Linked DNA regions of Homo sapiens: region 1 is linked to region 2. The links are chromatin loops, found by intact Hi-C in ENCODE. Cell type or tissue: PC-3. All regions are shown on one strand.

The links. A loop is a pair of places that touch in the nucleus more often than their neighbours do. Peaks named below come from ENCODE experiments on the same cell type or tissue, not always from the same donor. Only the 100,000 strongest peaks of a DNase experiment are listed, where the experiment ranks them.
Region 1: a loop joins it to region 2, with 3 times the contacts of the local background. A loop is called at or near these places in 3 of 110 quality-filtered maps.

Annotation. Positions count from the first base shown.
Region 1 is chr12:106,382,725-106,390,724 of GRCh38, forward strand. The region is part of intron 9 of POLR3B (RNA polymerase III subunit B); the gene reads left to right. Among named protein-coding and RNA genes, the nearest start is that of POLR3B, 29 kb to the left of the region's middle. In PC-3, a CTCF peak has its summit at 3,683 (motif pointing right); no DNase peak of the experiment used is centred here.
Region 2 is chr12:106,769,143-106,777,142 of GRCh38, forward strand. It overlaps RIC8B (RIC8 guanine nucleotide exchange factor B), which reads left to right and starts at 5,540. Exons shown (of 10, transcript NM_001330145.2): 1 at 5,540-5,687. The coding sequence starts at 5,604. It overlaps LOC100287944 (a long non-coding RNA gene), which reads right to left and starts at 5,689. Exons shown (of 4, transcript NR_040246.1): 1 at 5,548-5,689. RefSeq lists enhancers at 4,689-5,240, 6,011-6,060 and a silencer at 5,451-5,680. In PC-3, a CTCF peak has its summit at 4,845; DNase peaks (open chromatin) are centred at 5,109 and 5,429; H3K4me3 peaks cover 2,810 bases; H3K27ac peaks cover 807 bases; H3K27me3 peaks cover 567 bases.

The DNA of each region.
Region 1 (8,000 bases), 390 kb before region 2:
ACTTTGTTGTTTCATTGGTAGGGCACATGCAGAGTAGATATAGCATAATTCTTAAGGGCCTTACGATTTTCGGAATGTTAAATGAGCACTGACTTGAACTTTTTCTAGACCCTCACAAGAAAATCAGCCTGTCCTTTGAAGCTTTGAAGCCAGGCATTGACTTCTCCAGCTGTCAAAGTCCTAGATGGCATGTTCTTTCAATAGAAGGCTGTTGCATCTACATTGAAAATCGGTTGTTTAGTATAGACACCTTCATCAGTGATCTTAGCCAGATCTTCTGAAAAACTTGCTGCAGCTTCTCCATCAGCACTTGTTGCTTCACCTTGCACTTTTATGTTATGGAGATGGCTTCTTTCCATAAATCTCATGAACCAACCTCTGCTAGTTTCCAACTTTTCTTCTGCCTCTTCCTCACCTCTCTCAGCCTTCGTAGAATTGAAGAGAGTTAGGCCCTTACTCTGGATTATGCTTTGACTTAAGGGAATGTTGTTGTGGCTGGTTTGCTCTTCTATCCAGACCACTAAAACCATCTCCATATCAGCAATAAGCCTGTTTCACTTTCTTATCATGTATATGTTCACTGGAATAGCACTTGTGATTTCCTTCAAGAACTTTTCCTTTGTGTGCACAACTTGGTGCAGGAGGCCTAGCTTTTGGCCTGTCTCAGCTTTTGACACGCCTTCCTTTCTAAGCTTAATCATTTCTAGCTTTTGATTTACGGTGACAGACATGCAACCCTTTTTTTTACTTGCACACTTAAGAAGCCATTCTTGGGTTATTAATTGACCTAATTTCACTATTGTTGTGTCTCAAGGAATAAGGAGGCTCAAGGAGAAGGGAGACAGATGGGGGAATAGCTAGTTGGTGGAGCTGTCACAACACACACATTTATAGATTAAATTTTTCATCTCTTACGAGCACGGTTTGTGGCACCCCAAAACAGTTAAAATAGTAACGTCAAAGAACACTGATTGGCCGGGCGCAATAGCTCACGCCTATAATCCCAGCACTTTGGGAGGCTGAGGCAGGGATCATTTGAGGTCAGGAGTTCGAGACCAGCCTGACCAACATGGTGAAATCCCATCTGTACTAAAAATACAAAAATTAGCCGGGTGTGGTGGCGCACATCTGTAATCTCAGCTACTTGGGAGGCTGAGGCAGAAGAATCGCTTGAACCCGGGAGGTGGAGGTTGCGGTGAGCCGAGATTGCACCACTGCACTCCAGCCTAGGCAACAGAGTGAGACTCCATCTCAAAAAAAAAAAAGAGAGAGAAAAAAAAAAAGATCATTGATCACAGGTCCCCATAACAGTGAAAAAGTTTGAAATATTGCAAGAATTACCAAAGTGTGACACAGAGACATGAAGTAAGCACATGCTCTTGGAAAAATGACACCAATAGATTTGCCTGAAGCAGGGTCAATCTGGAAGCAGGGACAAACCTTAAATTTGGAAAAAACACAATATCTACAAAGCCCAATAAAGCAAAGCATGATAAAAATGATATGTACCTGTAGTTACATAGCAGCCCATTTAACCTGTTCTAAGATGTAAATACTATACACATTCAGTGAACAGTTAAATTGTCGTATTAGTTATCAAGCAAAATAAAAAAATAGTTGGCATTATGTGATACAGTTAGTTGATCCTCAGTATTTGCAAATTCCTTATTTGTGAATTCACTTACTTGCTAAAATTTATACATAACCCCAAAATCAATACTTGTGGTGCTTTTGTGGTTATTCACAGATATGCACTGACACAGAGTGGTAAAAACTTAGAATCACCCAGCGCACATATTCCCAGCTGAGATTGAACAAGGCAACACTCTGCCTTCTTGTTTCAGCCCTCATGCTGTAATCGAGTGTCTGTTTTGCAGTCTATTTAGTGCCGTATTTTTTGTATTTTTGTGCTTTGTTGATTGCAGTATAAGATGGCCCCCTAGTATAATGCTAAAGTGCTGTCGAGGTGTTCCAAAGGGCAAACAGGCTGTGATGTGCCTTCTGGAGAAAATATGTGTTAGATAAGCTTGATAAGCTTTGTTCAGGCATGAGTTATAGTGCTGTTGGCTAACTTCAAAGTTAACTAATCGATATATATTAAATGTCTTTTTTTTTTTTTTTGAGATGGCGTTTCGCTCTTTCACCCAGGCTGGAGTGGAATGGCGTGATCTCAGCTTAATGCAACTTCCCGTCCAGTTTCAAGCTATTCTCCTGCCTCAGCCTCCCAAGTAGCTGCGATTTCAGGCGCCCTCCACCACGCCCAGCTAATTTTTGTATTTTTGGTAGAGATGGGGTTTCACCATGTTGGCTAGGCTGGTCTCGAACTCTTGACCGTGTGATCCTCCCGCCTTGGCCTCCCAAAGTGCTGGGATTAGGTGTAAGCCACAGCGCCTGGCCTTAAATATCTTTTAAAAGAAACACACAGAAAATAACGTTCTGTATTGATTAGTTGAGGAAAATGTTGTGACCATAGGCTCACAGGAACCTAGCCCTATATTTTTCCTGGAGCAATGGTTCAGTATTCACTATTCAGTATTTGGTATAATTCAGCAACTTTATAGAACATAACTACCTTGGATAATGATAACCGATTGTATATAGGTATAAAATGAATCTTGATAACCAGTTTAGTTGAAATGAAGAGCTCAGATTATTTGAGGAGATACTGGATGCTTCAGATAATTTTAGAAATTTATAGTATTTATTCAGTTTCAATAGTTATGATAGTGGAAATAATTTTTGAGTCAAAATTAGAAAAAAAACAAAGGAAGAGATCCTCTGAGGCTGAACTAAGTTCGTTGAAACGGAAAAGCATTTTGGGTATAAGCCTCAGAGGAGTAAGAAAGAAGGGAATGAGTCTTTACTGTTAAAGTTGTAATCAGGTGACAGAGTATAGGAGTCAGGGAGGAAAGTAGCCCTCAAATCAGTCTGGTGATTGGGATTTAGGGAGAGAGTATTGGTAAGAGTATTCATAAGTATTGAATGGACATTGACAAGTCAGGTTCTTTAACTCAGGAAGCATCCATGTTCTAAATGCAATTGTGTGAAGAAACTTTTAGGAAATTTTAAACTGTTTATTGTAGCCTAATGTGCTTTTGAGTTCTATAAATGAGATGGAGCCATTTTCTTTTCAGGATGATGATGATGATAGTCTTAGTAGCAGTACCATGATATCAGAGGGCCCAGGAAGAATTCTTAAATATACTTTTTCTTTTCTTTCTTTACGGTTTGCATTTTTTAAGCACAAAAGTAATTTTGACTTTTCTTGTAGGGATCCCACAGTGCCCAATGCAGTGTTTTATGTACATACTGATGAATAAAGAAAATTTTATCTAACGGGGCTGGGCGCGGTGGCTCATGCCTATAATCCCATCGCTTTGGGAGGCCAAGGTGGGTGGATCACTTGAGGTCAGGAGTTTGAGACCAGCCTGGCTAACATGGTGAGAAGCCATCTCTGCTAAAAATACAAAAACTAGCCGGGCATGGTGGCTCACGCCTGCCCCAGCTACTTGGGAGGCTCAGGCAGGAGAACTGCTTGAACCCAGGAGGCAGAGGTTGCAGTGAGGCGAAATCGCACCACTGCACTCCAGCCTGGGTGACAGAGGGAGACTCCGTCTCAAAAAAAAAAAAAAAGAAAACTTTATCTAATGGTGTAGAATTACATCTCCAGCAGAGGGCAGTATGTTCCCATGCATCCAAAGGACTTTTTTTTTTAGAAAGTTTTATAGACACTTGAAGATGCATAGTACTCTTTCTTTCTACCAGAAATTATAAATTAATTATAATGCATATAATCTTCTATCACTCATGGAAAATGCATGACTAGACTCATGCATACATTAAAATCAGAAAACATTAAGTACTGTTTTTTGGCCCGGTGATGAGTTTAATAAGACAGTTTTGCTGGGCGTGGTGGCTCACACCTGTAATCCCAGCACTTTGGGAGGCCGAGGTGGGCGGATCACGAGGTCAGGAGATGGAGACCACCCTGGCTAACACGGTGAAACCCCGTCTTTACTAAAAATACAAAAAATTAGCTGGGCATGGTGGCAGGTGCCTGTAGTCCCAGCTACTCAGGAGGCTGAGGCAGGAGAATGGCGTGAACCTGGAAGCCGGAGCATGCAGTGAGCCAAGATCACACCACTGCACTGCAGCCTGGGCAACAGAGCAAGACTCTGTCTCAAAAAAAAAAAGAAAAAAGTTTCTTCTGTCAAGTTTGTTTAATGTTTATATTGTACATCTATACACGCATATGCTTACATACACACAGCTGACTTAAATCCTTTTTAGAATAGGGCTGTAAATTAACAATATGCATATTTATGTAACCAGTAGTTGTGGTTTCAGACTTCTCCCTTTCTGATTATAAAAACATTCCTTGCATTATTTAAATTTAGAAAGCCACTTAAAAGTATATCTACATTTTTGGATATATTTTTCCAGACAGTTTTCCTGTGCTTTTGTGATATACACATACATTTTTATTTTTTTCACTTAACAGTGCATTATGAATAGCTTTCCCTGTTATGAATCTGCATCATTATTTTTAGTGACTGTTGTGTAGAAGTTGCATACTTGTGGTGGAATTTACTTAACCACTTTCCTCTAGTGGGGCATTTAGGCGTCATTTTTTTCCCCAAGGCTTTACTCTTAAACACAACCCTAGGATGACTGTTATACATACCTGTTTGTGCACATTGCTGATTGTTTTGTAAGACTTTATTCCTGAGAGTGGAATTTCTTTTTTTTTAAACTTGGTGCATGTTGCCAATTATTTTCCTGAAACGTATCCACTACATTCTAATCAGTAAATATTTTAAAATTTTTAGTTTGGATAAATGAGCTAAATATTTTGGTCATAAATGGTCACTTTTATTGGTCTCCCACAATAGGTATGTTTTAATAAATTGATGGGAATTTGTTTGATAACCACTATTTAGACTTTTCCATCTGGGAGGCAGCATAGAGTATTGGATATCTTAGAATCAGACAGATTTAGGTTGAATCCCAGCATCTGCACTTATTAGTTATGTGACCTTGGGCATATTTTCCAGTCTCTTTAAGTCTTGAATAACTCATCTATTAAGGTGAGAATTTTAAGAGAGTTGCTGTGAAGAGCAAACAGGATCATGTATTTTTTGAAAAGTCCTGGAAGGGGAGTGCCCTTTTTCTTTCCTTAGTTGTCTTTATGGTCAGAAACCCGGGAAAACAAATGGGGATACCAGAAAAGACACATCATTTCTCTTTGAGTGTTGTGTGGCCCTAACACAGACCTTGACAGTCATTAGGACTTGATGGTTGTTGATTATAACCAACAATTGGCTGAAAGTGACAGGAACAGCAGGGTTTCCAGATTCCATGCTGAGTCTGAATATGATGGAGAAAGCTTTTAAGACATAGATCAGCCTTATTTATGGACTTGGATCACTACAAAGGTTCTCCTGCCCATGAATCTTCCCCACTTTACATTTTGTATTCCCAAGTATGCTGCCTGCACTTATGATGGCATCTGTAGTTTGAAAGTTTTTGTGGAAAAGAGAATCAAATTTCAAGGGTGCTGGGCAGTGTTTCCTGGAAACTAACTTATATGGAAATTTATCTTTTTTTTTTTTGAGATGGAGTCTTGCTCTGTCACCAGGCTAGAGTGCAGTGGCGCGATCTCAGCCCACTGCAACCTCCAACTCCCTGGTTCAAGCGATTCTTCTGCCTCAGCCTCCCAAGTAGCTGGGATTACAGGCATGCACCACCACGCCCAGCTAATTTTTGTATCTTTAGTAGAGACGGGGTTTCTCCATGTTGGCCAGGATGGTCTTGATCTCCTGACCTGGTGATCTGCCCACCTTAGCCTCCCAAAGTGCTGGGATTACAGGCGTGAGCCAATGTGCCTGGCTGAAATTTATCTTCTTTAAAGAGAAACAGTTACAAAGTTAGAGAGGGCTATCACAGTTCTCTTATTACCTGCTGGGACTACTGTGAGTAATAATAGATTGATTTTGGTCTACTTTAAAGAAACATTAGAGATTTCTGAATATTAGATATTTTAAGAAGTTATTTCCTTTCCTGCCTTCACACAATATATTTCAACCTGTCACCATTAGTGTGTGTATCAGTCTCTTTTGCTCATTAGTATTCTTTTTGTCTTTAAAAGTCACGCTTTGTAGATATCTAAAAAGACCTCATGCCACTTTTTATAGTGCATCTCCCCTTATTTTTGTTCAATGGTATTGCTGATTGCTAGAGTGTAGGGGACCTGCTGAAATGTATTATCTCTGCTATTTTTTCATAAGTTTATTATGTAGGATTTACTTTTGACTTATTAGAAAAAATGATTTCAGATATCTGGAGTACAAAGAGGTCCATATAAAGCCAGTTTTCAGATGTCTAAATTATGTCTTTAAAGTAAAATAGTTGAGCATTTTGCTGTCGTTTCCATAGCAATATGTCATTTATTTGTAGCTGTGACTACTGAAGGCTAAATAGTCATAAAGTCAGTTCGGTCTTTGCAGCTGGTGTGCTTTGATGATAACTTGACTGAGTTATCGCCCCTGTATTTAGTGACTTGATATAGGAAGAGTTTAGTCCTTTTAGAGCAAAGCTTTGGCAGTAATCATGCTTTTTGCACATATGGTGTCATTTACCATGTGCTTGGCATATCTTTGCTTCATAGCTTAGAAATATTTGGAAGGCCTAAGCAGTCTGTTTAGATCCCTGTTAGGACATTTGAGAATTTTATGCAGTTATGAAATCACCACTTAGATTCAGCATCAAGACAACTTGAAGTGGCAATCCATACGTCAAATGAGGAAAGACTTTTTCGTTACAGGTTGAGCATCCCTTATCTGAAATGCTTGGGACCAGCAGTGTTTAGGATTTCAGGTTTTTTTTTTTTAATTTTGGAATATTGGCATTGTCCTTATCCTTATGGTTGAGCATCTCAAATCCAGAAATCCAAAATCTGAAATGCTCTAATGAGTATTTCCTCTGAGTGTCATGTCTGTACTCAGAAGGTTTCAGATTCTGAAAGCTGGTCATGGTCGCCTGTGCCTATAGTGCCAGCTACTTTAGAGGGTAAGGTAGGAAGATTGCTTGAGCCCAAGAATTTGAGGCTATAGTATGCACTGCAGTTGCAACTGTGAATGGCCTCTGCACCCCGGTCTGGGCAACATAGTGAGACCCTGTCTCTTAAAAAAGTTGGCTGGGCGCGGTGGCTTTGGCCAGGCGTGGTGACTTACACCTGTAATCCCAGCACTTTGGGAGACTGAGGTGGGTGGATCACTTGCAGCCAGGAATTTGAGACCAGCCTGGCCAACATGGCAAAACCCCATCTGTACTAAATACAAAATATTAGCTGGGCATGGTGGCAGATGCCTGTAGTCCCAGCTACTTGGGAGGCCGAGGCAAGAGAATCACTTGAATCCGGGAGGCAGAGGTTGCACTGAGTTGAGATTGCACCACTGTACTCCAGCCTGGGCAACAGAGTAAGACTCTGTCTCTGAAAAAAAAAAAAAAGCAAAACAAAAAAACAAGCAGAAAAACTCTCTCCCCCCCCAGTTTTTTTTTAAGTTTCATATTTTGGAGCATTTTGGATTTTCAGATTAGGGAAAATTAACCTGTATTATTTAAACACCAAAGAAAGGAATTCTGTTCTAATATTTGTGACTGGCTACTTGCAGACCAAAGAGAAAGTGTAGATGATTTTACATATGTGCCATCACCATCAAAGTAAATGCAACTCAGTGTGCTTGAGCTAAGAATAATCTAGTTTTGTTTGTTTAAAAATTAGAACTGGTAATTTTTTTTAGGATTGCTATCTTTTAATCCATGAAAGGCTTAGTGTTTTAATGAAATCGTGTAATTTTTAAATAGTGGAGCTTATTTCTAGTATCCATTTGATAAATGTTTCCATATCAAATTGGAGGTTAAAAAAAAAGACTGCTAAAACTATAGAAAAAGGTCTTGCATCCTGAGAACTTGTTTGCAAAAAAAAAAAAAAGAACAAA
Region 2 (8,000 bases):
TCTGAGACTCACACAGTGAGTCAGGGCTAAAAACCAGGTTTTCCGATTCTCAGTCCGGGTTCTTTCACCACATTACAACATTGCCACCCAAAGCGCTGGGTTTTCCCAAGAGGTGTTTGGATGGGATTCCAAGTCAGCGAGATGCAAATAGGTCTGACCCACATTCCTGCTCTTGGGTAAATAAAAACTCCTAAAGGGCAGAGCCCATTTTGTGTGCTTAATCTAAGAGTCCCACTGTGGGTAGTCAATCAATATTAAACAACTAGAGGGACATCTGCCTAGGACTAACGGCATGGACTCAATTTAAGCAATCAGAATACAGTGAATATTACTGAGGAACCTCATAAAGGTGCTGAAAGGCTGAATCAAGTAAATTTTTAAGAGTTGGAAAAAAAACCTTTGAAGTCATCTAGTCCGACTCTAATTTTATGAGATAGAGATAAAATAATGTGCATAAAGATCTGAAGACAGTCAGCAACAGACTCTCCCTTCCTGTCTCCCAATTCTATTTAATTTTATGTCCTACAGCATTGTAAGGTAACGTTTTCAGGAATGCAACATGTTGTAAGTCGAAGTTGGACTGGCTGGTTACAGAGTCGTCATTGATTATGAAACATCTCTCATACTTAACTTTTCCTTTCCCACTGACCAAACTGACCTCTAAGAAATCGCCATTGCTGGCTTTCAAGTTCAACCAAGTTGGTGTCATTTCTCAACAAGAGTCTCATTAATTTTGGCCTCCTGACCTTTTCTTACAGCATTTCCCCGTTTTGGAGCCCTCTATGCTCTCTCCACCATCCCTCTTTACAGATCACCTCCTTCAAGAAGGCTACTCTGACTACTATCCTTCCCATTAATGTTTATCTTGCTTTGATTTACACAGTACTATGTTCAATTTGTTTTTTCCTATCAGTAAAAAAGATTACTTTATTGTTTGGTTGTTTCTTATATCCCCAAAGGATATAAGAAAAATTTAAAAAATTTTTATGGTATCTAAGACAATGCTGTGCTCCAGTGAGCACTACATATGTGTTAAAAGATCAAACTATGTTAAGTAACTTTGCTATCAAAGGGAGACTGCATTCTTTTTTTTTCTTTTCCGAGACAGAGTCTCGTTCTGTCACCTTGGCTGAAGAGCAATGGCACAATCTTGGCTCACTGCGACTTCTGCCTTCCAGGTTCAAGAGATTCTCCTGCCTCAGCCTCCCAAGTAGCTGGGGTTACAGGCATGCACCACCACGCCCAGCTAATTTTTGTATTTTTAGTAGAGATGGGGATTCACCATGTTGGCCAGGCTGGTCTCAAACTCCTGACTTCAAGAGATCGGCCTGCCTTGGCCTCCTGAAGTGCTCGGATTACAGGCATGAGCCACCGCACCCGGCTGAGACTGCATTCTTGGTAAAAAATGAAATAAAAATAACTTCCTTTCTGTTTTTTTTTTGAGACGGAGTTTCGCTCTTGTTGCCCAGGCTGGAGTGCAATGATACGATCTCGGCTCACTGCAACCTCCGCCTCCCAGGTTCAAGCTATTCTCCTGCCTCAGCCTCCCAAGTAGCTGGGATATAGGCATGCACCACCAAACTCAGCTAATTTTGTATTTTTTTTAGTAGAGATGGGGTTTCTCCATGTTGGTCAGGCTGGTCTTGAACTTCTGACCTCAGGTGATCCACCCGCCTTGGCCTTCTAAAGTGCTGGGATTACAGGCATGAGCCACCGTGCCCGGCCAAAAAAATAACTTTCATATTGTCAGGTTATTTCTCAAAGACTAATGAGTTACATGCACATGAGTTTGGGGGTCTATCAAAAAACCAGTTCAGTGGTAGATACTCTATCAAAATATTGATCCAGTGGTTCTCAATACTAGCTGCTTATTCAAATCAACTGAGAAGCTTTTAAAACTACCAGTATCCAGATTTCACCACAGATCAACTGAATCAGAATCTTTGGAGGTATGCCCAAGGAATGATTTGCATATATCATATTGATATTTGATTTGCACATATTGATTTTCACATCCCCACTCTTCATAATAGGTTTTTCTAAAGAATTAGCATATTTAAAGGTGGTTTTGTTTTTCCGAGAATCACAAAATTTTAGAACTGAAAAATTTAGAACTGAAATAATATCTGGATCAATCCCTTAGTTTAACAGCTAAGGACACTGTGGGACAATCCAGCTATTATTTCAGTTCTAAATTTCTAAACCTCAAGAAAGGCTGAGTGAGTGGCCTCACATAGTGAGGTGGTGGTTGCTGAGTGACAAGTCATATCTTGAATTAGTGGAATTCTCTGAACTCCAGTTCTGGAGCTGTAGCCAATAGACCAAACTGCCAAGGCTTTAAATTCTGCTTTCTTCTAAAGAAAATGTATTCAAAATATTATAACAGTTGAATTTTAAAAGCTGTTAGCACCAGGTACTCATTAAAGACCTTCAGTTTGGCACATTCCAACTAGCCCATTGTCATGGCAAGAGGAAATGCCACAGCAGGATATATCAAAGTCCAAAATAAATGACTAGTATCTATTTGCAGGCTTTTTCATTGGCCCTAACCTGAAAGTCCATAATATTTTATGTTATCAGAGCCCAGGGTGCTTCTAGCCCTTAACTATACCACTTATTAGCAAACTTCCTTGCTTATGAGCCAGCTAATCAATACTCTGAACTTCCCTTTTCTCTGTAAAAAAGAAAATAGTGCCTCTTATTGATCTTGCAATTTCAGCTATAGTAAGGATTAAATCAAATAATCTATGTGGAGATATTTTAAGAATTTAAAATCTCTATCCATAGATATATATAGGATTACTATATTACTGTTTGTAAGAGCAACGACTTGTGAAAAAATATTTGTTGCTTTGATTACCAAGGCTCTAAATATTAATTCCTTGCTATCATGCCACTCAAGCATCACCAGGAAGTGAAGTCAGAACAGGACTAGAGTCTCTAGTCCCTGAAAGTATCCCGTAACTAATATTCAAGGAGGTAAAGTGATGTAGTGACCTAGGACTCAGCTAGTCTAGGCTCCATTCCCAGAGTCTGCTATTGACCTTGGACAAGCCACTTAATTTTTCTGGAACCAGAGTCTCGTCAGTGGTCAAAAGATGACTTGAATTAGAGTCAAAGATCCCTTTGAGTTACAAAATCAGAATATGAACATTTAATTAAAATTACTAAAGTACAACTTCCCAAGTCATTAATTCATCTCGTTTTACATTTTTTAAATCTCTTTTTAGAAGTACAGAGTTGGAGACTAAAAACATAGCCTATTTCTGGCAAACAGACATTTCAAAGACATGTGTCTGAAATGTCAGAGACCTTCTAAAAGAATTCTAAAGAGAAACATCTCTACGGAAATAAGATACTTTGTGCTCGTTTAATATCGTCTCTGGGAGACCCTTGCTCCAAAAATAAATATATGGATACCCCCAAAGCACTTAATTCTGTACTGGACACAGAGCAGGCACCCAAATACTTTGTTAACAGCTCTCAGTTTTTGTCCCAGTTCTTGTTACTTAACTCATCTGACCCTGTTTTCTTATCTATAAAGTGGGAACAATACCTTCCCCAATGATCCATTGAGATTAGAAGTATTAAAAAGTTCTGTAAACTGTTAAAAACAATTGCAAGATGTTACTATTAGCTTAGAAAATTAGCTAACTATTCCATGACCTTACTAAAATGTGCTTTTTGGAGAGATGGATTAAAATCTTTCTGACTTAATTTATTACAGAGCACCTACCCCAATGCCTGACTCAAATATGCTCAATAAATGTTTGCTGCATGGAAAGTATAATATACAGAAAGACCAAAAGCTCCATAAACTCAGGTCCCATGTTCGTTCTTATTTCCGAATTCCCAGTATCTAGCAGAATATCTACCACAGCATAGAAGAAATTCAATCATTAGATAAATAAACTTTTGCCCCCTCTAGTTCCTCTTCAGCACAGCTCAAGAGGGAGAGACTGGTAGGGGAGACATCAAGGATGATTATGGGTAAAGGCTGCTTGGAATGGAAAACTTGAAATTACTTGGAGAATTCATCCACTTTCCATCAAAAAAAAGCTTGGGAGAGCAGAAAGAGCACAGGCTCTGAGTTCAAATTCAGTTTCCAAAAATCTGCAATTTTGATAAATTAACCAACTAACCTCTCCAAGACTCAGTTTCCTCATCTTAAAATGAGAATAACTCATATGGGTGCTCACTAGAATGGAAGCTCCATGAAGGCAGGGACTTTACTTTGGGCCCACTGTATCCACACTGCATTTAACAGCACCTGGGCACAGCACAGGCTCTCAAATATTTGTTGAATGAATGTGTATGAAATTGATTGAGCTAACACAGGTGAAGTATTAACAGAGTGCCTGACACGTAATTACCACCGGGGCAATGGGAATCTTTGTCATCACCACCACCGCTACTGTATCGGTATTATTACAGTTCCCGGAGGTCGTAGAGCGGCCGCTTCGGGGGGAAAGGCCTGGTTTCAAACCTCGACTTTCCCATTCTCTGGCCGTGTGACTTAGGATAAATTACTGAAACTATTCGGGTTCCTTTTTATTTCCACAAAAATTTGTGTTGGGAGAATTAGAGGATATAGGGAAATTACCTAAGAGAGTCTGGAGCCCCGGTGGCACGAGATGCATGCTAGAGATTAGTATTAAGGCAGAAAATCGCCGAGTCCTCTTTTATCCAGATAACTGCCTTCAATTATTTCCCACATTACTGTAGCTGAGTACATAACAAGAACGCAAATAAGGGTGGAAGGAATTCCCGAGACCGAAACCGCTAAATGAGAAAAGGGAATTAAACCGTGCTTGACAGTTCCCACCAAGGGATGGCAGTTTCCGCGACCGTCGGCCAGTCCAGCCAGCCCAGCCAGCCGAGACTGAAGCAGGACAGTCAGCGACATAACGAACAAAACCGAAGCAGACGCTTAGACCCTCCCTCTAACGGTCTCCCCGCCGCTGGCCTCAGGCGGCCGCCAGACTCCCGTTTCCGGCCCTCGCGGTACCACAGTTCCCAGCATGCCCTTGGCGGGAATTCTTTCCGGCTGGATGACTACCAATCCCAGCATGCCATTCGGCACGCCAGTAAATTAGATGGAAGAGCGGGATAGCCCCATTGCATGCAGGGAATTGCAGTCCATTTAGCGGCTGGTTCATAGATGGGCGGGGAAGAGCCGGGTTGCTCTAGTCCTTTGAGAATGATTCATAGAGGAGGGTCAGGAAAGAAGAACGGTTCAGTCTGTGAAAGCCCCCTTAAAAGACTGGACAGTTCTCCGAGGGAGGGAGAGGCAGGAGAGCAAGCAGGGCCTTGGGCCTGACTCCGCCTCGGTCCGCTAGCCAGGCCTCGACCGAGTCCTGGGCCTTGTCAGGGGCGGCCGTGAGGCGCCGGTTGCTGGGGGAGCGGTGACGTCGCGGGGTGAAAGTTGAGGGGCGGTGACGTCGGGCCGGCCCGGGCGGAGGCTGGCGGGTTGGAGGCAGGACGGAGGGAGGGAAAGAGGGAAGGAAGGAAGCTGGGAAGGAGCGAGCGGGGGCGCGAGGCGTTTACCTGGAGGCAGCGGCTTGGGCGCGCAGAGCGGCCGCGGCTCCCCCGCACCTGCGGCCATGGATGAGGAGCGCGCCCTCTACATCGTCCGGGCCGGCGAAGCAGGGGCTATCGAGCGGGTCCTGAGGGATTACAGCGACAAGGTAAAGAGTCCTGGCCCCGGGCGTGCGGTATCGCACCCCCGGGCCGCCCTCCGTGCTTGCACATCGCATCCTTCCCCACCCCCCTCATTCCGGGGATGCGCATTGCTCTCCCCCGAAAACGTTTCCGGCTTGGGCATGCGTGTTTGTGCCCCCAGCCTTTTCCATCCATGCATCCTGCATCCCACTACCCCCACTGTAGCGCCCACTCCTCTGATTCCTGGCCCAGCAGCTTGACCTCCGGTCCTCCTCTCAAGCGTGCAAGTCACACCCCCGGAATCCGTAGATGTGCATCTGTGCCCCGTGCCCCACTCCTGGATGCATAAATGCATGAGAGGCTTCCTCACCTGTATAGCATAAAAATACGTGCTTCCCTGCATAAACACGGCCCTTGACATGCATCAAATGTATCAGCAACGATGGCAGTTTCTATACGTTTAGCACTGTACGGTTTTCAAGGCATTGATGTCTCATCTATGGTCTCCTTTGATCCTCAGAGTGTTTATAGGGTAGATGGTATCATCCTCCCCATTTTATAGATGAGGAAACCGAGGTGCAAAGAGCTGAAATCACGCCCAAGGTCATGGACATATAATGTTGTAAGTGGGTGGAGAATGTAACTCCTAATGATACCTGTTATTTGTATCGCATTAACAGCTTTCCTATCCATTATCTTATTTAATCTTACAGCAATCCTGTGAGGTATTATCTGCATTTTGCAATTGAGACTCTAGATTGGTTAAGTAACTTGCCCAAGGTCATACTTGGAGCTGGTATTCCAGTTTAGTTCTTTCCACTTCACAACTCTGCGTAAAAGAGTATCTTGTTATAAATCCCAGTCACTTCTCAGAACCTCTTTCCAAGAACCGTTAGCTCTTCATTACTTTTCCTTCCAGGAATTTTACATGCTCACTTCAAAAGATAGCCTACCACACCTTTATCCTTTGGTTTAGAAGACTGCTTTATAGGAATGACTGGCGACTCCCTTCTGTGAAAACACACCCAACACCAAGTCACAACCTAGCTGTTAATGTTTTTCTTTCTTTTGCCCCCGTACATCGTCTCCCCTTCAGTGTTTGCTTTGTGTCCACCACTGCATCCATCCACTTTGTATTACTGACAATTGGTGTCTTATTTTTGAATCTTTTCCACCCGGGGCAGAAATGGCATACTGGTGGCTGAATTCCCGTTTAATCTTCCCAACAACCCTGGGAGGAGAGTGATGGTATTCCCCAATTCACAAATGATAAAATTTAGAATGATAATGTGGTCCCAAGTCCACACAGCCACTGAGAGATAGAGCTGAGATTTGAATTTACGTTGTCCAACTCCAAGTCCAGCGAGCGCTCTTTCTGCCGTACTGTGTTGCTTTCCTTGGGAAGATTCATAGGTTCTATCTATTCATATCTTAGCTCCTTCACTTTCTGATACACTTTATTGTTGAACATGTCTGCCTAATTTAGGAATAACTCATTCAATGCATAGTTGTACATATTGTGGAGATTATGATTTAACCCGATTTATTACTGCTTTCCAGAAAAGATATAAGGCAGCTTCAAACTGATTTTCAGAAGCAAGAAATGCAAAGAGAACTTGGCCATTTGTTGAATCAACTAATGTTTATTTAGCACTTACTATATGCCAGATACCCAGCAATAAATAGGAATTTGTTTCTGTAGGGGAGGAAGGAGGAAAAACCTTCAACTGGATATAATCACGTTCTTTAATATTTCTCCTTCCCTTTATGGCTAAACTAATTAGACTCCAGATTTGCTTCCTCCAATTTATCTCTTCTCATTGGTCTCCCTCCAGATTGGTATCTACTTACCACTCCTGGCCAGGTGCTGTCAGAGCTTAAATCCTGAACATCTCCAGCTCCCCTTTTGTATTGGGAATGTTTTTAAGGTTGTTTTGCATGGTGTGTCTTGCTTAAGGTGGTATCTGAAGTGTTTCAAAAGATTCCCAAACCCTTGTAATTTTGGGATCAAGCCTGAGAGTGCTCTGACTAGATGTGAACTGGGTCAGTTAGCTCTTTCAGAAGAAAGCGCTCCCTTCTTTTTTGGAGACAGGGTCTGTATCTGTCACCCAGGCTGGAGTGCACTGGTGCAATCACGGCTCACTGCAGCCTCCATCTCCTCCCCCCCACCGACCCTCCCAAGTAGCTGAGACTACAGGTGCGTGCAACAGCACTGGGCTAACTTTTTAAATTCATTTTTTGTAGAGATGGGGTCTCACTGTGTTGCCCAGGCTGCTCTCAAACTGCTGGGCTCAAGCAGTCCTCTCACCTTGGCCTCCCAAAGTACTGCGATTATAGGT